Regions from separate parts of the Homo sapiens genome. Here regions 1, 2, 3, 4 and 6 are each linked to region 5. The links are chromatin loops, found by intact Hi-C in ENCODE. Cell type or tissue: B cell. All regions are shown on one strand.

What was found. Hi-C counts contacts between places; a loop is a spot of excess contacts. Peaks named below come from ENCODE experiments on the same cell type or tissue, not always from the same donor. Only the 100,000 strongest peaks of a DNase experiment are listed, where the experiment ranks them.
Region 1: it touches region 5 in a loop (10-fold over the local background); 63 of 110 quality-filtered maps call a loop at or near these places.
Region 2: it touches region 5 in a loop (20-fold over the local background); 3 of 110 quality-filtered maps call a loop at or near these places.
Region 3: a loop joins it to region 5, with 12 times the contacts of the local background. A loop is called at or near these places in 34 of 110 quality-filtered maps.
Region 4: a loop joins it to region 5, with 11 times the contacts of the local background. A loop is called at or near these places in 6 of 110 quality-filtered maps.
Region 6: a loop joins it to region 5, with 14 times the contacts of the local background. A loop is called at or near these places in 4 of 110 quality-filtered maps.

Annotation. Positions count from the first base shown.
Region 1 is chr19:17,389,469-17,393,468 of GRCh38, reverse strand. CCDC194 (coiled-coil domain containing 194) reads left to right here. Exons shown (of 4, transcript NM_001395222.1): 2 at 1,623-1,719; 3 at 2,126-2,258; 4 at 2,810-4,000. The coding sequence ends at 2,960. Among named protein-coding and RNA genes, the nearest start is that of CCDC194, 2.7 kb to the left of the region's middle. RefSeq lists silencers at 1,950-2,139, 2,150-2,389. In B cell, CTCF peaks have their summits at 2,033 and 2,234; a DNase peak (open chromatin) is centred at 2,268; H3K4me3 peaks cover 1,579 bases; H3K27me3 peaks cover 1,885 bases.
Region 2 is chr19:17,604,611-17,608,610 of GRCh38, reverse strand. UNC13A (unc-13 homolog A) reads left to right here. Exons shown (of 44, transcript NM_001080421.3): 44 at 2,257-4,000. The coding sequence ends at 2,557. Among named protein-coding and RNA genes, the nearest start is that of COLGALT1, 51 kb to the right of the region's middle. RefSeq lists silencers at 1,951-2,170, 2,541-2,800 and enhancers at 1,885-2,789, 2,790-3,694. In B cell, CTCF peaks have their summits at 2,192 and 2,401 (motif pointing left); a DNase peak (open chromatin) is centred at 2,280; H3K4me3 peaks cover 1,225 bases; H3K27ac peaks cover 492 bases; H3K27me3 peaks cover 372 bases.
Region 3 is chr19:17,525,609-17,529,608 of GRCh38, reverse strand. NIBAN3 (niban apoptosis regulator 3) reads right to left here and starts at 2,342. Exons shown (of 15, transcript NM_001321827.2): 1 at 2,214-2,342. The coding sequence starts at 2,268. RefSeq lists a silencer at 2,381-2,490. In B cell, no CTCF peak of the experiment used is centred here; a DNase peak (open chromatin) is centred at 2,428; H3K4me3 peaks cover 3,299 bases; H3K27ac peaks cover 3,658 bases.
Region 4 is chr19:17,264,804-17,268,803 of GRCh38, reverse strand. It overlaps BABAM1 (BRISC and BRCA1 A complex member 1), which reads right to left and starts at 1,361. Exons shown (of 9, transcript NM_014173.4): 1 at 1,277-1,361; 2 at 1-10. RefSeq lists enhancers at 873-1,584, 1,092-1,591, 1,852-2,311. In B cell, no CTCF peak of the experiment used is centred here; a DNase peak (open chromatin) is centred at 1,563; H3K4me3 peaks cover 1,855 bases; H3K27ac peaks cover 1,903 bases.
Region 5 is chr19:17,467,634-17,471,633 of GRCh38, reverse strand. It overlaps SLC27A1 (solute carrier family 27 member 1), which reads right to left and starts at 1,110. Exons shown (of 12, transcript NM_198580.3): 1 at 927-1,110. The coding sequence starts at 1,093. RefSeq lists enhancers at 1-494, 1,916-2,045 and a silencer at 1,036-1,165. In B cell, no CTCF peak of the experiment used is centred here; DNase peaks (open chromatin) are centred at 423, 543, 1,223 and 1,503; H3K4me3 peaks cover 2,092 bases; H3K27ac peaks cover 775 bases.
Region 6 is chr19:17,536,676-17,540,675 of GRCh38, reverse strand. NIBAN3 (niban apoptosis regulator 3) reads right to left here. Exons shown (of 15, transcript NM_001321827.2): 5 at 3,133-3,300; 6 at 1,411-1,526; 7 at 1,225-1,329; 8 at 911-1,073; 9 at 94-284. Among named protein-coding and RNA genes, the nearest start is that of NIBAN3, 11 kb to the right of the region's middle. RefSeq lists silencers at 570-889, 1,300-1,389. In B cell, CTCF peaks have their summits at 1,818 and 2,040; DNase peaks (open chromatin) are centred at 815 and 1,565; H3K4me3 peaks cover 966 bases; H3K27ac peaks cover 1,807 bases.

The DNA of each region.
Region 1 (4,000 bases), 78 kb after region 5:
TGCAGTGAGCTGAGACCGCGCCACTGCACTCCAGCCTGGGTGACACAGCGAGACTCCATCTGAAAAAAAAAAAAAAAAAAAAAAAAAAAAAAGTCTCACTGTCCTTTGCTATTTGCCAGATAAATGGTGTCTGGAGAAACGCCAGACCACTGGAGGCCCTCCTCCATGTGCCAACTCAGCCCCACTCCAGCCAGTTTCCAGCAGCCCTATTTTGAGAGAGGGACATACATGTCACCTGTAATTAGGAGGCTAAAGTTGGCCTCTTGGGGGAGGTACCTGCTGGGTCCTCCTTTTCCTCTGACTAACCCTTCAGACTTTTTCTTAACCTTTTCCAGCCCTGAGCCTGCCAAAAGAACTGTCCTTAAAATCCCAGCCATTTCCATTTATGGAGTGACTACTGTATACCTCTGTGCACACCCCCCATTCCACCCCAACCTCCCAGCCCAGCCGAGGTAGTGCAGCATCTGAATATTAAAAATCAAAATGGGGCCGGGCGCAGTGGCTCACGCCTGTAATCCTAGCACTTTTGGAAGCCAGGGCGAGTGTATCAGTTGAGGTCAAGAGTTCGAGACCAGCCTGGCCAATGTGGTGAAAACCCGTCTCTACTAAAAATACAAAAATTAGCCAGGTGTGATGGCGCATGCTTGTAATCCCAGGCGGAGGTTGCAGTGAGCTGAGATCCCACCACTGCACTCCCGCCTGGGCGACAGAGCAAGACCCCATCTCAAAATAAATAAATAAATCCAAATAAACCCCTACCCCTTTTCTGCCCCCTGGACCAAGAGAAGGGACTGGGGCAGTCGAGGTTAAGAGGATCCTACTCCAAGTACAGGTTCTGGCTCTGCCCCCTTGCTGTAAGACGCACTGAGGAAGCCGAACCAGTCGTTTTGCAGAATGTCCTACACAGGCAACCGACACATACCCCAAAAATTCAATCATTGTCAACCATCAAATTGCCCTGTGTTGGTTTTTGTTGTTGCTGGGTTTGTTTGTTCTGAGACGGAGTCATGCTCTTTTGTCCAGGCTGGAGTGCAGTGGCACAATAGCTCACTGCAACCTCCACCTCCCAGGTTCAAGCGATTCTCCTGTCTCAGCCTCCTGAGGAGCTGGGATTACAGGCGCCCACCACCACACACTGCTATTTTTTTTTTTTTTTTAAGTAGAGATGGGTTTTCACCATGTTGGCCAGGCTAGTCTCGAACTCCTGGCCTCAAGTGATCCGCCTGCCTCGGTCTCCCAAAGTGCTGAGATTACAGGCGTGAGCCACGACGCCCGGCTAACTTTGTTGGTTTGAAATCCCATCAGCTAGTCCCAGATGGAGCTGAAAGTGGAACTTGAATCTGACCGCAGAGCTCAGCACTCTCCACTTTCTGGTGGCTTAGGGTTGGTGGCGTTGGACCTGGGCAGAGATCTCCCTCCAGGCAGGCAGCTGTCACCACTCGGTGCCCCAGGCTTCAGAAGCCACTTCTGTATTTTACAACTACAAGGCCCCAAAGGACATTCCACACAAAGCTCAGGACACAGGGTCGCAGGTGGCTTCTCACTGTCCCCAAAAGGGCCAGGCCGAATCACTCCTCCTCTCCTCTGCCTACACCCCCTCCCACTTCCCCTCCACTCCTCAGAGCCGGCTTCAGACCCAACTAACGACACTGAAGATTGAGATGGACGAAGCCAAGGCACAGGGGACCCAGATGGGGGCCGAGAACGGGGCGCTGACAGGTGCGTTGGGGTGTAAGGGAGTGGGCAGGGATAGAAGTGGGAGGAGCCTAGGTGAATCCTAGTTATCCAAACAAGCACAGTTGCAAACGTAATGCAAATAACACGGATATAAACGCAAAAACTTATGAAAAGAATGCAAACAACATGCAGAGGCCATGCAAATGTCACAAAAACAAGGCAAATGCCACAAAACATGCAAACTCCTTGTAAACGACTCACGAAAGCAATGCAAACCTATGAAAAGCTATGCAAATGGCACGTGGAAGCCATGCAATGGTACACACTAATTTAATTCAAATAAAGGAAAGCGTGCAAACGGCATGCAGACTATCAACTTGGATTCCGGCGTGCGTGGGGCGGGTGGGCGCGGGAGTCTCCAGCCTGACCCGGCTCCCTGCGCCCCCAGAGGCCCTGGCGCGCTGGGAGGCGGCGGCCACGGAGTCTACGCGGCGGCTGGACGAGGCTCTGCGGCGCGCAGGCGTGGCGGAGGCCGAGGGCGAAGCCTGTGCGGCCCGGGAGGCGGCGCTGCGCGAACGCCTGTGAGTGAGGGGCTGGCCCGAGGGCGGGGTCGGATGGACGGGGAGGGCGCGACCAATGCTTGCGCAGGGCTGCATTCTTTCGGCCAATCATTACTTTGGGCGTGGAATTGTGGTGGGGGGGGGGCATTGTTGATTTAATAGGGGGATCCTGGAATTGGAACCTAAGGATGGAGAAGGGAGTGGACTCTCTTGGGATTCCAGGCTGGGGCGGGCATTCTAGAAACTTAGGTCCCCAGGATCCAGCGTCGGTGGGAGCCCCGAGAGGGACGGGGAACGGAAGAGAAGGGAGCAAGGAAAAGGGAGTATCGAGGGAGAGGCTGGTGGTAGGGGGACAGAGCTTCTGGGGATGTAGCTGGGAGTCTCTAGGGAGGCGTCCCGGGAATGGCTGGGGGTCGAGAACGGATGCCGGATCCTGGGGAGCGGGAAACCCTGGGAGATGGGGATCTCTGGGGATGGAGTTCCCAGCAAAGGGACGCTCTGGCGGATGAGGGCTGGCGATGTCTGGGGACAGGGGTCCAGAGGCTGACAGCCCCCTTCCCCCTTCCCGGCAGTAACGTCCTGGAAGCCGAGATGAGCCCACAGCGCAGAGTGCCCCGGCCGCGTCCCCGCTCGGGGTCCCGACCCCGGCCCAGCCCTCGCTCGCGCTCTCGCTCCGGACCCTCCGGGGGCTGCCGGCGGCCGGCGCGGCGCGCACGAGGGTGAGTCGGCCCCCTGCCGGAAGGGGGCGTCGGCCTGGAGGACACATATGGGGGGGGGGTCTGCGGGGACGTGTATAGAGGCACCCCCACGCTGGATGCGACACTCAGCTTTAGACCCTGGAGACGTCCTGAACGGAAACTGCACAGAAAGGTGCCTCAGCCCTCTCTCCCCCACCATGTAAAGTGCTTATTCTACAGACAGGGAAACTGAGGCCCAAGTGATCATGCAGTGAGCTAGTGCTTAGCTGGGATTTGAAGTCCCCTCTAACAACAATGTTGCCGTCATCCCACAGATATGAGGACTGGAGGTCTAGCCCTGGCTCAGGAAAAACCGGAAAGGGTCACTTTCCCTCTTTGGGTTTCAGTTTACCCTATCTGTAAAATGGGTGATTGGACTCATGATAGGGAGCTGATTTGACAACAAAAGCTGACAAAGGTGGCACAATAGGAAAACCGCAAATCCCTAACCCTGTGAGAAGGGTACAAAACTCCCAGATGGAATTTAAACAAAAAGAACCAAGTAACATGTTTGTTTTGGTTTGGTTTTGAGATGGAGTTTTGCTGTTGTCGCCCAGGCTGGAGTGCAGTGGCACAATTTGGGCTCACTGCAACCTTCACCTCCCAGGTTCAAGCAATTCTCCTGCCTCAGCCTCCCAGGTAGCTGGGATTACAGGCCCCCACCACTACGCCCAGCTGATTTTTGTATTTTTAGTAGAGACGGGGTTACACCATGTTGGCCAGGCTGGTCTCGAACTCCTGAGCTTAGGTGATCCGCCCACCCGGCCTCCCAAAGTGCTGGGATTACAGGTGTGAGCCACCGCTCCCAGCCCATGTTTTTAACCTACACTGCAACAAAGGTGACTTATGCCTGAGACAGAGCAATGGTTCAATATTGCCAAGTCTGTTAATTGCTATACTAATAGATCAAATGAGGAAATGTATAAATTGTGGGGGAAAAAACACATCAAAATCAGTGCCAAGGTGAGGACGTCCACTGTCAAGTAGTTTTTTTTCTGGGAGTACAAGCCAATGCAATTACACAAG
Region 2 (4,000 bases), 140 kb before region 5:
GGGAGGCAGAGCTTGCAGTGAGCCGAGATCGCACCACTGCACTCCAGCCTGGGCAACAGAGCAAGACTCCGTCTAAAAGAAATATATATTATATAATTATATATAAAATATGTATTTATATTATATAATTATATATAAAATATGTATTTATATTATATTATATAATATATAATAAATATATATCATATAAATATATTTTTATATATTATATATAAATATATATATATTTATATACATATATAATATATATTTATATTATATATAAAATTATATATAGTATATATTATATAGTATAAATAAAATTATATATAGTATATATTATATTATATATAAAAGTATATATATTATATATTTCATATATTATATATTGTATATAATATAGTATATACAAAAAATATTAGCTGTGTGTTGTGGTGGGCGCCTGTAATCCCAGCTACGCGGGAGGCTGAGACAGGAGAATCGCTTGAACCCAGGAGGTGGAGGCTGCAATGACCCAAGATGGCGCTACTGCAGTCCAGCCTGGGCTACAGAGTGAGACTCAAAAAAATAAAAAATACAGAAATTAGCCGGGTGTGGTGGCAGGCGCTTGTAATCCCAGCTACTCCAGAGGGTGAGGGGTACGAGAATCGCTTGAACCCAGGAGGCACAGGTTGCAGTGAGCCATGATTGTACCACGGCACTCCAGCCTGGGCGACAGAGCAAGACTCTGCCTCAAAAAAAAAAAAAAAAAAAAAGTCTGTTCACGGGGGTAGATGGATGGTGGTGGTTAGCAAGGGTAGAGTTGGGGTCATCCGGGGTAGATCCTTGGGTCGAGTGTCAGCCTCACAGAGCACTGGGGCAGGGCAATGTTGTTGGATGTTCTTAGGAGACAGAAGTGCAGAAGAAAGTAGTCCCAGCTACCTGGGAGGCTGGGGCAGGAAGATCGCTTGAGCTCAGGAGTTTAAGGCTGCAATGAGCTATGATTGTGCCACTGCACTCCAGCCTGGGTGACCGACATAGCGAGACCCTGTCTTTAAAAAAACAAAAAACTATGGGCCAGGCGCGGTGGCTGACGCTTGTAATTCCAACACTTTGGGAGGCCAAGGCAGTGGATCACCTGAGGTTAGGAGTTCGAGACCAGCGTGGCCAACATGGTGAGACCCCCCCCCCCGCCACCCCCATCTGTACTAAAAACACAAAAAATCAGCCCGGTGTGGTGGTGCATGCCTGTAATCCCAGCTACTAGGGAGGCTGAGGCAGAAGAATCGTTTGAACCCGGGAGACAGAGGTTGCAGTGAGCCGCGATTGTGCCACTGCACTCCAGCCTGGGTGACAGAGGGAGATGCCCACTCAAAAAATAAAAATAAATAAAAATAAATAAAAATGCACAGGGGTAAGGGTAAATCAGAGCTGGTTAGCTGGTATTATCTAGGGGGCCTGGGAGCTCTTATGGGACAAGATTGAAGCCAGTTCCATGTCGTGTCAGCACAGGGCTCTTGGTCAGAAGGTTTTGGGGCGATTGGCCCCTTTAGGGGATACTCAGGAGGAGAAGCATGGTCTAGTGGGAGGTCAGATGTCAGCCAGGGTGGGCCGGAGTACTTCAGGGATAGAGGTACAACCTGGGAGGTGGACAAGAGGGAGAAGCTGGGCGTGACCCTGTAGGAGGGGCTCTTATCCAGCTGGCGTCAGGGCAGGTCACTGGGACTGCTTAGGGGCAGGAGCACAGGTGAGGGGCATGCGGGAGGCGGTGTCACCCATGGTGAGGCACCAGGGCAGGCTCATGTCTGGAGGGCATCTTGGAAGTAAGAGGGGTGGGCTGGGGGTGTGGGGGGCTGGGGAAAGGGCCACGTCGTGGGTCTAGAGGAGAGCCTGGTTAAAGAGCTTCTGGGTGGGACATTAGGGGCAGGGCCGTGCGGGCAGCAGTTCAGCCGGCAGAGGGCACAGGCGCGGGTATCTCAGGGTGGGAGCATGGCCTTGCAGGGCGGTGTCTGAGGGGCGGGAGCTGGATGTAAAACTATGCGGTCATTTTTCGGTGGGTGGAAAAATGGGAAGAACAGGCGTGGGCGTGGCCCAGCTCGGGGTCAGCTGCTGTGGGCGCGGCCAAGCACAGGGTTGTAGGTCAAGTAACGGGGCAGGGGCGGGGCTAGCGTAGCGTGGGAGGTGACAGGTGTGGGCACCCCGGTGTGGGCGTGGCCCGCAAATGCGGTGGGGACGGGGCCGTGGGCGGGGCATCACAGTAGGTGTGGCCTGTCTCACGTTCCGCCCCTCCCCACGCAGCACGCTGAGCGCCGACGCGGGTCCCGAGTGCTATGAGCTGCAGGTGTGCGTCAAGGACTACTGCTTCGCGCGCGAGGACCGCACGGTGGGGCTGGCCGTGCTGCAGCTGCGTGAGCTGGCCCAGCGCGGGAGCGCCGCCTGCTGGCTGCCGCTCGGCCGCCGCATCCACATGGACGACACGGGCCTCACGGTGCTGCGAATCCTCTCGCAGCGCAGCAACGACGAGGTGGCCAAGGAGTTCGTGAAGCTCAAGTCGGACACGCGCTCCGCCGAGGAGGGCGGTGCCGCGCCTGCGCCTTAGCGCGGGCGGTCGGCCGAGCGGCACTGCGCCTGCGCGGAGGGCGCTGGGCGGGGAGGGACGGGGCTTGCGCCTTGGTGGGACCTCCCCAGGGGCGGGGCTCGGGGGGCTCCACGCCAAGGGTGGGCTGCGCCTACGCCCTTGACTCAGCTTTCCCTTTTGGGGAATTAGGAATGGAGGATGCCCCGCCCTCTCGGGAGGCCACGCCCAAGGGCGCGACGAAGGAAGGAGCCACATCCCCAACTTGAGGCCACGCCCCCAGCACCTAGGGGGCATTTTGAGCTGGGATGGGGGAAACCTCGTCCCTATGGAGGAGGCCACATCCCGGGGCTCTGGTACCGGGAGGCACCACCTCATGTCCCCTGGAAAAGCCATAAGATGGGACCCAGACCCCTGGGACCCCAGACCAATTGCCAAGTATGGAAATCTCAGCTCCCTCGAGGGGGGGCCCTGGGCAAGGGGTAGGGCTCTCTGGAGCGCCCCTCTAGGTGGCCTGGGGACTGGAGGGACCAGGATGCTGGTTGGAGGGCCCCGGAATACCGGAGTCCCTTTAGATATTTGTGCAAAAAATAAATGGGGGGAGGGGGGAGGATGGGATTTCAAAAGCACATGCGCCCTTGGGCGCCCAAACCCTGGGGGCCGAGGGGACGGCTCTGGTTCCCCACGCTGCCCCTACTTCCCTTTGGGAGTTTGCCTCTCCCTCTCCCCCAACAAACCCAGTCCTCATATCATAGAGTTCAACACACCCATTTGACAGATGGCAAAACTGAGGCTTAAAGAGCTGCTTGAGACTTGGCCAAGGTTCCAGGTGCCATACCCTCTGTGCCCCTCCCTTAGGCCTGTGTGCCCCATGGAAGGGTGGGCTGAGATCGGGATGACCTGACACAGCTCCCTATTGCTGCTAATTCCCCCTCGGCCTCCTCCAAGGGGTGGGAATTCCAGGCCAAGACCCCTACTTCGCCTTTCCTTCTCCGGCTGCCAAGCAGGACCTTTGCCCTCAGCCCTTTCTCCTGGGATCTCCATGGGGGATGCCATGAGGGCCTCCCACCACAAAAGAGAATTTGGGATCCCCTGGTCCCAGGTTTCTCCATCCCTTCTTCCTTTTCCAGAATTTTCCAAATAGGAAAGAACAGAAGGAGACCAGAAACTCTAGGGGGGAGAAAGAGAATGAGAGAAAGAGAATGAGAGAGAGAGAAACACAAACACAGTGACACAGTGAGAGCTTAGTCTCCAAGAGCCTATTCATTGATTCAAACACCCAAGCCACAGGATACCTCAGATGGCCCTCTTGCCAGCTGGAAGCTCTTTCTCCAATGAGCAAAGTTACAGTGACCTGGCTGGAGTTACCTGGTGCACATAGGACCTTAGGGGAAAGTTCAGCGTGGACTACACTTGCTCTGGGATCTGCTTTTCCACATGTGTGTATGGCACGCCTTTTTCTGCTGG
Region 3 (4,000 bases), 58 kb before region 5:
AACTTTCTGTGAGTGATGGAGGTGTGCTGTATCCTGATCTATCTGGGAAGTAGTCATATGGGTGATGGGTGACTAGCTCTTTGAGCTGTTGCCCTAAGGCTTGTACACTTGACTGTAAATAAAACATAGTTCCATTCTGCTGCCCGGAATGTGGACCCAATGGCTGGAGCTCCAGCAGCCATTCTGTGCCATGAGGCTACCTTGGGCACAGGAATCCACACATGGCAGAGCCATGAGATGAAAGGACTTTAGGTGTCTAACTTTTACTAGCCTGCCTGCTTCCACACCTCTCAGTTTGAGGAGAAAAAAAAAAAATCCTTATCTTGTTTAAGCCACTATCTGGGGGAAAAAAATCCCAGTGCTACATAGAGTAACTCTTTGAATCCTTACAATGCCCCCCCAGCCCCATGAGCTAGGCGTTGTTGCTATCCCCATTTTACATATAAGAGAATGAAGCCCAGGGAGGTGAAGTCACTCACCAAAGGGCACACAGCAAATGAGGGAATGACCAGGGTGTGAACGTGAATTGTTTGTTTGCAAGATACATCACTGGCCTTAGCACATGCTGTTTCTCCTGTCCAAAATGCTCTTCTGGTATCTCCTTCCTTCCAACACCATCACATCCCTCCAGCCCTGGCTTGATCATTGTCTCCTCAGTGGGCAGTCATCCACCTCTGCTCTTCCCTACCCTCAAGGAACATGTGAGCTCTCTCCCATCATTCTCACCATGCAATTTTGGGTCATGACTTGACCCAAAAACCAAAAAAACACTCTTCCATGCTGCTGCATGGAATGTAGACCCAATGGCTGGAGCTCCAGCAGCCGTTCTGTGCCATGAGGTCACCTTGGGCACAGAAGCCCCACATAGCAGAGCCACCAGAGGGAAGGTGTTTAGACCATGAGCCTGTGAGGGTAAGGCCAATACCAACCCCACAATGTCCCCAGCGCCCAGCACAGTTGCTCACCCCACATATGAGGACAGAGGGACCCGAATGGCACTGAATCTGGCACTGGCCCCTCTTAGTCTCAAATTGGGAACTGAGCCTCCATCCCCAGGGTCCTACCGAGGGGCCTGCTGGTCCCTGCCCGCTCAGGAAGACATCCCTCAGGGCCTGGCTGGGTCTGGGACACCCTCCACTTGGCCCTATGCCTCCCACCTGAACCCCTGCCCTAAATCAGGTCACTAGATTTACCAAATAAAAATAGAAGACACAGTCTTCTGGGCACAGTGGCTCACACCTGTAATCCCAGCACTTTGGGAGGCTGAGGTGAGCAGATCACCTGAGATCAGGAGTTCGAGACCAACCTGGCCAAAATGGTGAAACCCCATCTCTACTAAAAATACAAAAATTAGTCAGGCATGGTGGCACATGCTTGTAATCCCAGCTACTCGGGAGGCTGAAGCAGGAGAATAGCTTGAATCCTGGAGGCGGAGGTTGCAGTGAGCCAAGATTGCGCCACTGCACTCTAGCCTGGGCAACAGAGGGAGACTCCATCTCAAAAAACAAAACAAAACAAAACAAACAAAAAAAAAACCATAAAGGGGTAATTGGTTTTCAGCATAAGTGTGCACTATGCAAAATCTGGGATACACTTATACTAAAAATAAGATGCAGGCTGGACACAGTGGCTCCCGCCTGTAATCCCAGCACTTTGGGAGGTTGATGTGGGAGGATCGCTTGAGCTCAGGAGTTCAAGACCAGCCTGGGCAACATAGTGAGACCCTGTCGCTACGAAAACAAATAAAAAATTAGCCAGGTGTGGTGGTGCACGCCTGTGGTCCCAGCTATTCGGGCTGAGGCGGGAGGATCGCTTGAGCCCACAAGTTCAAAAGCAAACTGGCCAACATAGGGACACCCTGTCTCTATTAAAAAAAAAAACAACCAATGAAATAATTAGTTGGGCATGGTGGTACATGCATGTGGTCCCAGCTACTTGGGAGGTTAAGGCGGGAGAATTGCTTGAGCCCAGGAGGCCAAGGTTGCAGTGAGCCACGATCATACCACGGCACTCCAGCTTGGGCAACAGACAAGATCCTGTCTCAACAATAAAAAAAGATTCACTGCGTGAAATTTACATTAAGAAGGCATCCTGTGTGTTTTGACAGCCCTAGGTCTGAACCGAACCCCATCTGCTGCATGGAGCATGTGGACCCAATGGCTGGAGCCCCCACCCACCTGGACTCCCACCCTGTCCCCTCCCCGGCTGCTCACCCCTTAGGTGCTGCCGCTGCTGCTTGTCCAGAGGGCTCGAAGGCCGCCCACCCATGCTGCTGTCGTCTCCCGGGGCTCCTCTTCCCTTCCCCACGACCACCGCCTGCGTTCCTCGGCTCAGGGGCACCTGGATGGCGGGTGAGAGGCTTGGTCACAGTGGGTTCAGAGGCCCCGCCCCTGCCCCACCCCACGCTGCACCTGCGTCCTCCCCACTCCCCTGGGGCCCGTGTTGCCCAGAGCCAGTGGTTTCTGTAGAGGCTGCGGGGACAGCCCCGGGGTTAGGTTGTGGGGTGTGGGAGAAAGAAAATCATAGCTCGTCTTGGAGGAGGGTGGCAGGGCAGACATCTGGCAGGACCGGCCAGCAGTCGTTGTGTATGGGGGCTGGAACAGGGGGATGGGCAGGGATGCGGCATCTAGTTCCTGGTGCCACACCCCCCCACCAGCACTGTGCCTACCCTGTGCCCGGTGAGGCTGGACCCCAGAGAGGATACAGCCCTGGCCCAGCTCCTAGGAGTCCCCAGGCTGGGGAGACAGAGCTGGACAGGCACTCCCAGACTGTCCCTGAGGTCAGTGCTGGGGCAGGGGGGCAGATGCCAAGGTCTTAGAGGATGGGTGGCCTGGCAGGGGTGAGCAGAGAGACTTGGGGGCACTGAAGCTTCATCCTTGATTCCTTCTTCAGGCCCCCAACACTGTCCCTCCCACCAGTCCATCACCTGGACTCCATTTCTTTTTCCTTTTTTTTTTTTTAGAGACAGGGTCTTGCTCTGTTGCTCAGGCTGGAGTGCAGTGGCACGATCATGGCTCACTGCAGCCTGGAACTCCTGTGCTCAAGTGACCCTCTCACTTCAGCCTCCAGAGTAGCTGGGCCCACAGGCACACGCCACCACCATGCCTGGCTAATTTTTGTATTTTTTGTAGACACGGGGGGTCTTCCTATGTTGCCCAGGCTGGTCTCAAACTTCTGGACTCAAGTGATCCGCCCACCTCGGCCTCCCAAAATGTTAGGATTACAGGCATGAGCCACCACACCTGGCATATTTCACGTTTTAAGTGTCTCTTAAAGGTGTCCTTTTTTTTTTCTTTGGGACAGACTCTCGCACTGTCGCCCAGACTGGAGTGCAATGGCACTATCTTGGCTCACTGCAACCTCCACCTCCCGGGTTCAAGTGATTCTCCAGCCTCAGCCTCCCGAGTAGCTGGGATTACAGGCGCCCGCCACCACACCTGGCTAATTTTTTGTATTTTCAGTAGAGACGGGGTTTCATTATGTTGGCCAGGCTTGTCTCAAACTCCTGACCTCGTGATCCACCCTCCTTGACCTCCTAAAGTGTTCTTTTTTTTTTAAACGGTGTCTCACTCTGTTGCCCAGGCTGGAGTGCAGTGGCATGATCTTGGCTCACTGCCACCTTCGCCTCCTGGGTTCAAGCGATTTCTGGCTAATTTTGTTTTGTTTTGTTTAGTAGAGATGGGGTTTCCCTGTGTTGGCCAGGCTGGCCTCAAACTCCTGACCTCAGGTGATCCTCTCGCCTCAGCCTCCCAAAGTGCTGGGATTACAGGTGTGAGCCACGTCACCCAGCGAAGGTGTCCCTTTTCTTGGGCCCAAACCCCATCTTTAGCACCCCAAAACTCTCCGTGCTGACCTCCCGAAGCTCTCCCATTGCCCTTTGGGAAAGCACCACTGAGGGCCCAGCCTCATCGCTCCAAGAGCCCTCTGGCTCCACTCAGCCCCCTGCAGCTCCCGAAGCCCCCATGTCCCTCTGACCCCCGCGGTCTTGTCCAGTGCCTAG
Region 4 (4,000 bases), 200 kb after region 5:
TCCTGTGTGGCTAGATGGAACACGGACAGGGGAAGCCAGAATCCTCCCCTTGGAGTTTTAAAAACATTTGGTTACGGTCGGGCACGGTGGCTCATGCCTGTAATCCCAGCACTTTGGGAGGCCGAGGCAGGTGGATCACCTGAGGTTGGAAGTTCGAGACCAGCCTGACCAACATGGAGAAACCCCGTCTCAACTAAAAATACAAAATTAGCCGGGCGTGGTGGCGCATGCGGATAATCCCAGCTACTCGGGAGGCTGAGGCAGGAGAATCGCTTGAACCCGGGAGGGGAGGCTGCGGTGAGCCGAGATCCCGCCACTGCACTCCATCCTGGGCAAAAAGAGCGAAACTCCGTCTCAAAAAAAAAAAAAAAAAAAAGATTGGTTACTAAGAAGGAAGAGGGGCGATGAGCCGCTTACTGATGATGAGTCACTCCTCTTAGGGAGTCACTTTCCTCAGCTGCAGAATGGCTGCCTTTTACACCTCTCAGCCGAGCAGCCACTCCGACATAAGATAACAGTCCCCCCTCTTTTTTCCTCTTTTTTTTTTTAACGTAGTGCTAGCCCCATGCCCCTACTCGGCCAGTGAGCACATCCCAGCTCTCTGGCCACTGAAAATGGCTCAGGGATGGGCACATGACCCAAATCAGGCCATTGAGTGGCAGCTCTGCAACTTCTAGCAGTGTCATCAAGGAAAAGAGACTCTCATTAGAGTTGCAGAGCTGGTAGAATAAAGTTGAGAGCTGTGAGGGGCCCCTTTTGCCTCGGTAAAAAGCGAAATGGTCTCCACCGAGAAAACTGCAGATCGAATTCTGACCACCTGGACCCAGCTCCTGTTAGACCCAATCTATAAGCCACCAACTTCCTTTTCTTCCTTAAGCCAGATTGAGTAGGGTTTTCTGTTACCTAAAACTGAAAATGTCTTGGTGAATAAGGGAATAATAACCTCTAGGACACCCTCGTCCCTAGCGGGTGTCTGCATGAGGGAGAAGCAAAATATTAGTACTGTGGTTCCCCTTGGAGAGAAACAGGACGCGAATGGAGCAGTTTGTCTATCTGGGAAATAGGCACGGGCTTCCCAAGATGGTCTTTGAGCGCCTTGCAGTCCCCACACCTCTAAGAAAAACAAGGCTTTAGCGGCAGCAAGAAGGATGGAGGCTACACTGCAGGAGAAACCAGAAATAAAGGCGGAAGCCCCAGGAAAGGCGAGGAGCTGGATCTCTTGGGGCAAAGGGAGCTGGGCCCCTAGGAACGGGCCCCACACGCTTTCACCACCCACCTTCGGCTCACCGTAGCCTGAACCTCCTTCTAAATCAGCCGCCGACTCACTAGGAAGCCGCCATCTTTACAGCCGGAAGTTGTACGGCGCAGCCCCGACGCCTCCTGGGAAATGTAGTTCAGCGGGCTGCAGAACAAGCAGAGACAGAAACTGGTTGAGGCTAGAAAGAACTTGGAAACTGATAGGCTGAAACTGGGTTGGGGGTGGGGTTTGGAGTGAGAGCTGCCTGGAGCTGGGTGCGGCGGGACCTGGAATGTGATTGGCTACACTGGAGCAAAGTATGAAATGTGATTGGATTAAAAAAATTAGTGAATTTTTGTTTTTGGCCGAATCAGACTACAATAGTCAGTGCTTCTACCGTGATAGGCTGAAACGTGGAATAGAGGTGGAGCTTGCAATGTGATAGGCTAAGAGGGACGGAGAAGGCCGATTTAGGGAAAGAGGAGGAGCTGATTGGTGATTGGTGGAGCTGGCCTGAGCCTCCATGTGGGGCAGGTATTCCCATGTGGGTGTGGCCTGAGCATCCAGGGCCCTTCCCAATTACTTAATTCTTGTTCCTTATTTTACATATATTTGCATGAATCAAAAAATACTTACTCTGGTCTTATTGGGTCACTGTAGGTGGAGCGAAGCTAAGTCGGGCCTATTTCAAGCCTACCTCTTTTTTCATGGCTTTTTTTTTTCTTATTTTTAGAGACAGGGTATCGCTCTGTCGCCCAAACTAGACTGCAGTCACGCGATCATGGCTAGTCACTACAGCCAAGCGATCGCTCAAGTAGCTGGGACTACAGGCGAGGACCACCGCATCAGACTACCCTAGGCTTCCTTCCTTTTTTTTTTATTTTTATTTTTTAGATGGAGTCTCACTCTGTCGCCCAGGCTGCCGTTGTCTTCTTAGTGCACACTTCCCCCTTAGCCCCAGAAGTATTTATTTATTTATTTTTATTTTTTTGAGACAAGAGTCTTGCTCTGTCGCCCAGGCTGGAGTGCAGTGGCTCAATCTCGGCTCACTGCAACCTCCACCTCCAGGGATCGAGCAATTCTCCTGCCTCAGCCTCCCAAGTAGCTGGGATTACAGGCATGCACCACCAGGCCCGGCTGAGATATATATAGTATTTTTAGTAGAGCTGGGTTTTTGTTGTGTTTTTTTTTTTCGTTTTTGTTTTTGTTTTTTTGAGATGGAGTCTCGCTGTGTCACCTAGAGCGGCTCTTTGAAGGCTCTAAGCCTTTGCCCAGGAAGTTCCTTCTGCCTGGAATGCTGTTCCTCCTGTTGCTTTTCTGGCAAGTTCTTTATGCTTCAAAGCTCACCTTACACAGCCCCTCCGGCTATTCTCGAATTAGAGCCTGGCCAATGTGGCCGGCTTCTTTGACCCTCAAAAAAAAAAAAACAACTGAGGAGTTGGGGGCAGTGGCTCACACCTATAATCCCAGCATTTTGGGAGGCTGAGGTGGGTGGATCACGAGGTCAGGAGTTAGAGATCAGCCTGGCCAATATGGTGAAACCCCGTCTCTACTAAAAATACAAAAAATTAGCTGGGTGTGGTGGCGCGCACCTATAATCACAGCTACTCAGAAGGCTGAGGCAGAAGAATTGCTTGAACCCAGGAGGTGGAGGTTGCAGTGAGCCGAGATCGCACCACTGCACTCCAGCCTGCGTGGCAGAACAAGATTCCATCTAATAAAATAAAATAAATAAATAAACTGAGGCTTCAAGTGGCTCTTAAATGTTTCTGGGGCTGGTGGGGTCGGTGGCTCATGCCTGTAATCCCAACACTTTGGGAGGCTGAGGTGAGTGGATCACCTGAGGTCAGGAGTTTAAGACCAGCCTCGCCAACATGGGAAAAACCCATCCCTAGCCGGGTGCGGTGGCTCACGCCTGTAATCCCAGCACTTTGGGAGGCCGAGGCTGGCAGATCACTTGAGGTCAGGAGTTCGAGACCAGCCTGGTCAGCATGGTGAAACCCTGTCTCTACTAAAAATACAAAAATTAGCTGGGCATTGTGGTGGGCACTTGTAATCCCAGCTACTCGGGAGGCTGAGGCAGGAGAATTTCTTGAACCCAGGAGGTGGAGGTTGCAATGAGCCAAGGTTGCGCCACTGCACTCTAGCCTAGGCGACAGAGCAAGACTCCATCTCAAAAAAAAGAGAACTGTCAGCCCACAATGAAGAGACAGGCAGAGAAGAAAAGTTCACAGGGGAGCCAAATAAAAACCATCAGCTCACGGGAACATTCTAGCTCTTTTTTTTTCTTTCTTTTTGAGACAGGGTCTTGCCTTATTACCCAGAATGGAGTGCAGTGACGTGACCACGGCTCACTGCAGCCTCAACTTCCAGGTGTTAAGCAATCCTCCCACCTCAGCCTCCTGAGTAGCTGGGACTACAAGCGTACGCCACTACTCCTGGCTAATTTTTATATTTTTTGTAAAGACGGGGGTCTCGCCATGTTGCCCAGGCTTGTCTTAAACTCTTGGACTCAAGCGATCTGTCTTCCTCAGCTTCCCAGAGTGCTGGGATTACAGGTGTGAGCCATGGTGCTCGGCCCATTCTAGCTCTTGAGAAATAAAATCCAAGAGTCAGAGCTAGAAGGGCCATGAGTTTGGAGGCTGAGAAGAGGAGGGGCTGAAACCTTGGGAGTCAGGTATGTGTGCCCCGCTAGGGCTGCAGGAAGCCGCTGTCCCCGAGAAGGAAACAACACAATAACAAGTCACGTGACCAGGGGAGGGG
Region 5 (4,000 bases):
AGGTGTTGAGCCCTGCCCCGCTAGCCGGCGCTCACCTGCTCCCACGTGGTGCTGTTCCTGAGGTCTGCTCTGATAGAAGCCCCCAGCAATGCCTGTTTCATCCCAGAAGGACCCCCAACGGCTCGTTTGAGCAAGTCCCTCAGAGACACCGCAAAAACCCTCCAAGGATCCTTGCACAGGACACCAGAATCTGCCCCCCTAGCATGAATCCAGTGTCCCAGTCTCCAGAAGAGACCCCCCAAACAAGTCCTGGAATACACAGCAGCCTCCCGACACACTCCGAACAACTCCCAAACCCAAAGTCCCACACAGACCCCAAAATCTCAAACAGTGCCCCAGCTGTAAACGATCCCGAGGAAACTCACACCTTCAGAAACCCGGGAAGTCCTTTATAGAGCAGCTCGCTCATCCCTCAGAGAAAGCCCTAGATAGACCCAAAGTGTCTTGGCAACCCCCCAGAGACTATCTATTGGGTCGTCCCTGTGAGCCCCGGTGACCTACTGGAGAGCCCCCTGAAGTCTCTCACAGTTATCACGGCTCCAAAAAGACCCCCACACCGCCACGGATTTCCAGTCAGCCCCAGCTCCCTGGAATTTCCACCAGTTGCCCAAAGACCCCCAAATTGCCCCCCAAATCCCCTGAGATCATCTCCTAAGCAGCCTGCAACGCCCGAAGCACCTTAGAGGCTACTCATCTTCCTCGAGAAATCCTTAAAGTGTCCCCTGTAGCCCCCTCAGAGACCCCCAACTGGTCACCCTCTCAGGCCCCGCCCCCGCCCAGCCCTCGGCCCAGCCCCGCCCCCAACCTACAAAGCACCCTCAGCTCTCCGGACCCTCCAAGCCGTCCCCGCAACCCAGCCCTGCACCGTGCGCCCCCAGAGCCCTCAGCCCCGCCCCCAGCCCTGGACGGATCCCGGCAACACTCACAAGAGGTCTCGCCTCGCGGTCTTGCAGACGATGCGCAGGAAGCGCCAGCCGCCGCTGCCCACGTACACGCCGAGCGCCGCTGCCGCGCTCCAGGTCCACGGCAGCCCCAGCAGCCACAACAGCGCCAGCGAGACCACCGAGGCCGCGCCCGCACCCGGAGCCCGCATCCTGGGGAAGCAGAGAGAGCTGAGGCCGCGGGCCGCTCCAGCCCCGCCCCACGACCCGCTCCGCCCCACGACCGCCCCCGCCTCTACAGCGAGCCGCGCCCCCAGGCCTCGGCTCTGCGCCCCCCGCGAGTCCGGGAACGCGCTCCGAGTCAGACTCCGCCCCCAGGCCTGGGATTGGTCAACTCCTCAGGCCAGGCATCGCCCCTTTCCAGGCTTTTACACCCGCCCGCTAACTAGGAACCAGACCAGGGCCCCAGGCCTGGGATTGGCCAGGTCCTGGCCAGGCTCCGCCCCCGGACCCTGGGTCCGCTCTATTCCATATTTTTGAGCCCATCCTTCCCTGCCAATCTTACAACAGTCCCCGCCCCCAGAGCCAGCATGTCCACCTTGTCGGTCACTGTCAGGCCTCGCCACATGCCTTCATCTAGCCTCTATCCTCGATCCCCGAATTACCCTTCACGTCCTGTCCCCTTTCCTCCTGGTCCTGCCTCTACCCCGTGGCCTTTTCACCACTCACTGGGCCCCGCCCTTAGGTTATGCTTCTAGCCCAGCCCACAGGTACAAGCCCTCTCCCCGAGTCCCGCCCCTCTCAGCCAGGCCCCACCCCCTAGGTTAGACATATGCCTCCCCACCCCCCCGCAATAAGCACACGCCCCACCCTCCCGAAACTAGAGCCCTCCCCAATCCGTTCAAGCCCCACCCCAGTTCCGGGCCTAGCCCAAGTTCCCAGGCTCAGGTTCTATCCTGGCCACGGGCCCCGCCCTCAGGCTTTGGCTCGGTCGCCACCTCCTGGGTTTCACTCCGGCCCCCCTAGGACCTAGGCCCCGCCCCTCTTCCCTCCTGTCTACTTCGAAGCCCCTCAGCCCGCAGAGCCGAGGCCGGCCGTCTTCCAGAAGCCACGACCATAGAGAGGCAACCGGACCGGAGAGGCGACGGCCAAAGAGACATGGGTGCTAGAACGGCCCGCCAGGGTCGTCCGCTGTCTCCATGACAACCAAGCCTTGCCCCACCCCCTCTCCTTTTAGGAAACACACGTGTCCTGCAGCCTTGGGGCGTGGCTCGCAAGATATCAGGACCCGAGCCCTAGTTGGCGTGCAGGATCTCTACCCCGGGGGACCAAAAATATCCCAGTCCACACCCACGGCCCGCGCGGGCTGTATTCTTGCTCCAGCTTGTCCTAAATCCAAGCCCCAAAGCCTCTTTCGGTCTTAAAAACACGTTCCAGGGCCCGGGGGAGTGCTCAACTCACACCATTGGGGCCTCAGAAGTCTCTAACTGTAAACACCGCCGCGGTCTTAACACGTGTGATTCAAGGACACAGCTAATTCTTAATCCATGTCCCGAAGCCTTGTCGGTTAAGTCTCACCGTCACACCCCAGGATCCCAGGGAGGACAAAATCCACACGCCAGGTCCCCATCCTTCCTAGAAGCACCTACAGGCCCTTTACTTGCACCCCGGGGTCCTAGATGCTCCCCCAGGCGCTGCCAGCGCTGGCCTGGGGGCACGCACAACCCCATTCTCTGGCTGACCTGAAGCTGCAAGCCGTGCCTTCAGTCTCCCAGAAGCTCAGGCAGGAGGCAGGCAGGGACTAGGAGGCTGAGGCCGGGGACCTTTCTGTTTCTGCAGACTCCTGGACCCTTCTTGGGTGCGCTGTGCCTACTGTGCGGGCTTCTGCTTTGGGGTCCTTCCCTTCCAGCTCCCCCTCCTCTGCCCCACTGCCGACTCCACCACTGCTTGTTTTCTGCTCTCCTTGGCCGACCTTTCCAGCGTTCTCCTTAGGAGGCGGCCCGGGCCTGATTCCAATGCATTTGGAGGACAGGGCTGGGCAGGCACTCACCCCCTACGCTGCCATTGGTCCCTGCGGGCAGCAGGGTGGCTGGAATGAGGGATCACGAGGAAGATCCGGAGGACAGGCCCAGAGCCAGCCACTGGCCTGCTGCTTTCTGGGCCTGGAAGAGTCAGCAATGACCAGTAACTGCAGTTGCACTCTTACCTAGCCAGGTAGCACCGCTGTGATCACCCCATTTGACAGGTAAAGAAACTGAGGGCAGGCTGGGCGTGGTGACTCACGCCTGTAATCCCAGCATTTTGGGAGGCCGAGTTGGGTGGATCACTTGAGGCCAGAAGTTCGAAACCAGCCTGACCAACATGACGAAACCCCGTCTCTACTAAAAATACAAAAATTAGTCAGGCATGGTGGAGCACACCTGTAATCCCAGCTACTCCGGAGGCTGAGGGAGCAGAATCACTTGAACCCGGAAGGCAGAGGATCCAGTGAGCCGAGATCGCGTCACTATACTCCAGCCTGGGTGACAAAGCAAGACCCTGTCTTAAAAAAAAAAAAATAGAAGAGAGAAAGAAAGAAAGAAAAGAAAGAAACAAAGAAAGAAGGAAGAAAGAAACTGAGGACTGGAGCTGTCATGCTTACTTGGAATTGAGATTCATTCATTCATAAATGTCAGCTGAGTGTTCCCTGTCCCTCCTCCCCTCCTCTCCTCCTTTCCCTCCTCCTTCCTCTCTTCTTACCCCTCCTCCTCCTTTTTCTTCTCTAAACTTCCCCTCCACCTTTCTTGTGCTCTGATTCTCTCTTCTCTTACCCCACTTCCTCCTTCTCTCTTTCTCCCTCCTTCTCTCCTTTCTGCCCTTTTCTCTCCTCCTCCCTGCCCTCCTCCTCTCTTCCCCCCTTCCTTTTTTCCTATCCTCCCTTTTCCCCCTCCATCTTACCAGTTTGTTTGTTTGTTTTGAGATGGAATCTTACTCTGTCACACAGGCTGGAGTGCAATGTCTCAATCTTGGCTCACTGCAACCTCCGCCTCCTGGGTCCACGCGATTCCTGCCTCAGCCTCCCCAGGAGCTGGGATTACAGGCGCATGCCACCAAGCCTAGCTAATTATGTATTTTTGGTA
Region 6 (4,000 bases), 69 kb before region 5:
CCTAGAACAAATTCAGTGAAGATTCTCCACAGGAAAGACTCAAGTTAACACATCACCCTCTGGCTCACTGAACCCCTACCCACGGGAGCTCACCTCCCTGCGCAGCCGCGTGCCTGAGGGGCTCTGGCGCAGGCGGTGGGACAGTCGGTCCATGCCTTGAGCCAGGAGGGTCCGCACCGCCTCGAGCGAGGCTTCCACGGTGCGCAGCAGGGTCTGCACGACCCGGGGCAGCTGCGGGTCCACCTCCCGGCGCAGGCACGACTCGAGCGGTCCCCTGATATCCGCTGGGAGTGGAAGACACTGGTCTGGAGTCCCCTCCGCAAGGTGCCTCACAGATGGGGATGTGCAGGGGCCCTCGCGAGGGGGACGCGAGCAGGGACGCTGAGCGCCCTCTTCTACCCATTGTAATGATGAGAAAACTGAGCCTCGGAGGGGCGGGCCCAGTCAGGATTCCCACCTGGGTCTTTGTAGGGGCCACCTTGGCCCACCGCTGCCCATGTATCAGCCTTTACCCCCGCCCCTCCTCCGCTGTTCTACTTCCCAGGCCCGCCCACCCGCATTGGCCCGGCTCTGGGCCTCAACTCCTCGAGCCTCAGCCTCAAGGCCACGCCTATCCCCCGCTGAGGCCCCGCCCTTTTTGTATCCAAGCAGCCCCCTTAGGACCTGGTTTCCTCCGGACAGACTCTAGGCCCCGCCCCCAGTGCCTCGACCACAAGACCACGCCCACCGCCTCGCTTTGGCCCCGCCCCTTCCCCACCCGTTCCCTTGCACATCCTATGCTTGGCCCCGCCCCTCTCTGACCACGCCCCCATTTTACATAACTTCAAGCCCATTCTTCGCTTAGGTCACGCCCCTTTTTCCCCAGCATCGCCTCGCCCCTCCCAGCCCAGGCTCCGCCCCAGGGCCTCACTCCTCAGCCGCCCCGCCACACGCGCCCGCTGCCGCAGCAGCTGGTCCACGTCCGGGCGGATCGTCTTCTCCAGCGACGCAAGCAGCTCGTCCTTTTCGGGCTGGAAGGCGCAGAGCCCGGCGGAGGCCCCGGCCAGGACAGCTGCGTGAACGGCGTCTAGAAGCTGCCCAGACCGGTCGAGGGGGGACAAAGCCGAGACACGGGGCGGGGATGGGGGTCAGAGAGATCGGGAGAGGGTTTAGGCGACAGTCGTGGGAGGGGAACCCGAACGCCCGCATCCCGCCCCCTATCCCGGATCCGGACGCCGTGCATACCTCGGTCCAGGCCCAGGCGCGGGCGCGGCCTGCCCCCCGCAGGCCAGGAAGGGTCTGGGCTCGCAGCGCGGGAAGTTGCTCCCGCATCAGCACCGCGGTCAGCACCTGCAGGAGAGGGGGCCATGGGCGCCGCGGTCGGCCGGGAGGGTCCTGGGGGTCCCGGGTGCGGCCTCGCGGGGCACTAACCTCGGCGTCTGAGCCTAGGGTCACGTCGTCGTCGCCAAAGTGGCCTTGGTGCTGCCGGTAGAGTCGGACGGCGTCCAGGAAGGCCCGGGCAGCAGGGGCCTGGCTTCGCTGCAGGACTGAGAGGGGCTGCTCCTCAGTGCCTGCTGGTAGCTCCCCTGCCTGGCTCCCGATGGCCCGGGGAGGAAGCCCTCCGCCTGGCCAGGTCCCCAACACCCAAGTCTCACCCATCTCTGGAACTTTGCATAGGCAATGCCCTCCACAGGGAACACAGTCCCCCAAGACCATCATGTTTATTCAACTTAGAAGGAACCCTCTACTGGCAGCCACAGCCCCGTGACCAGCAGTTCAGGCCATACATACTGCAGCCACTAGCTGTTCCTCTAGTTGCATCGTTTGTGCAGTCAACAACCTGCCCAACTGTGTGTGTCAGTCCTGCTGCTCCCCTACTTTTTTCTTTCTCTCTTTCCCTTCCTCCCTTTCTTCCTTCCTTTCCCTCCCTCCCTCTCTTTCTTTCTTTCTCTTTCTTTCTTTCTTGCTTTCTTTCTTCTTTCTTTCTCCTTTCTTTTCTTTTTCTTTCCTTTCTTTTTCCTTCTTTTCTTTCTTCTGTTCTCTTCTCTCCTCTTTTCTTTTCTTTTCTCTCTCTTTCTCAGGGGGTCTCTCTGTTGCTCAGGCTGAAGTGCGGTAGCATGATCATTGCTTACTGCAGCCTCCAAGTCCTGGGCTCAAGTGATCCTCCCACCTAAGCCTCCTGAGTAGCTGAGACCACAAGCTCATGCCACCACGCCACTGTGCCTGACCTATTCCCCTTCTTCATCTGGCTGGCCCCTCATCTTTTTTTTTTTTTTTTTTTAAGACAGAGTCTCACTCTGTTGCCCAGGCTGGAGTGCAGTGGCACCATCTCGGCTTACTGCAAGCTCCACCTCCTGGGTTCATGCCATTCTCCTGCCTCAGCCTCCCGAGTAGCTGGGACTACAGGCGCCTGCCACCACGCTCGGCTAATTTTTTGTATTTTTAGTAGAGATGGGGTTTCACCGTGTTAGCGAGGATGGTCTCAATCTCCTGACCTCGTGATCCTCCCGCCTCGGCCTCCCAAAGTGCTGGGATTACAGGTGTGAGCCACCGCGCCCAGCGGCTAGTCCTTCATCTTTTACAGACCCCAGCTTCCCCTCATCTGGGAAGCCTGCTCTAACCCCCATCCCTCAGGCTGAGCTCCCATAGCACCCTGTGTGTCTCTGTTACAGCCCTAGTCACTCACAACTGCCTGGTGTCCCTTCTGGCTCCCCCAACAACCCATTTTCTTCTCGTGTGTGTGTGTGTGTGTGATGGAGTTTTGCTCTTGTTGCCCAGGCTGGAGTGCAGTGCCGCGATCTTGGCTCACTGCAACCTCCACCTCCCGGGTTCAAGTGATTCTCCTGCCTCAGCCTCCCGAGTGGCTGGGATTACAGGTGCCTTCCACCATGCCCAGCTAATTTTTGTATTTTTAGTAGAGACAGGATTTCGCCATGTTGTCCAGGCTGGTCTCGAACTCCTGACATTGGGTGATCTGCCTGCCTCGGCCTCCCAAAATGCTAGAATTACAGGCATGAACCACCACACCTGGCCTAAAAACCCATTTTCTGGGTAAAGAAAGTGAGGCCTGGAGAGGTCCCGAGCCAACAGAGGCTGAGCCATCTGACCCCAGACCATTAGCCCCACAAATGTCTGACCCGTCCTGAGACCCACCTATGCCCTGAAGCCGGATGCCACCCTGCAGGGCCAGCCTCCAGGCATGCTGTGCCTCCCTGGTGGCTGCAGAGAAGCAGAGGTGCCGGCGGAAGGGGTGCTGCAGGAACAGCGGGAAGCTCACAGGCACTTCCAAGAGGGAGTCAGGCTCTTCCTGAGTATGGTCTCCTGAAAACAAACAGGAGGTCGCATCTTCTAGACGTTCATTCACTAGGAGAAAATACCCCTGAAATGCATACAGCAGTCCCTGGCATGGGCAGTTGCTCGATAAATATGAGTCATACCACGATACTTGCCACCATCCTTATTCCAACAGCACTGGGTGGGGCACAGTTTTGGGGGAGGCAGGGTCACCTTCTTCCACTGCATGCCCAAGGCAGACATCACCAATCCATCCCAGAACTGTTTTCCAGCCTTAGCATCCTTAATACAGTCCTCCTGGCAGCCACCACCAATCCATTCAAGCTGGGATGTTATCTGAGTCGTCCGGCTTTATGTGGGGTTTTGGAGTCAGTCAGACCCGGGTTCCAACCTGACCAAACCACTTTCATTTTCTTTCTTTTTTTAACAAAAGGGACAGGGTCTCACTATGTTACCCAGGCTGGTCTTGAACTCCTGAGCTCAAGCGATCTGCCTGCCTCAGCCTCCCAAAGTACTAGGATTACAGGTGTGAGCCATTGTGCCCAGCCTGGCCAAGCTACTTTCTAGCTCTATGACTAGGGCACACAGCTCTATGAGCTGTGATTTTCCTGCCCAAATGGGGTTAACAGTGATACCGATGACCTAGAATTATTGACAAGACAAAATAAGTGAATTCAGCTTTGGTTAATTTATTTGGGGACCAGCCGCGGTGGCTCATGCCTGTAAT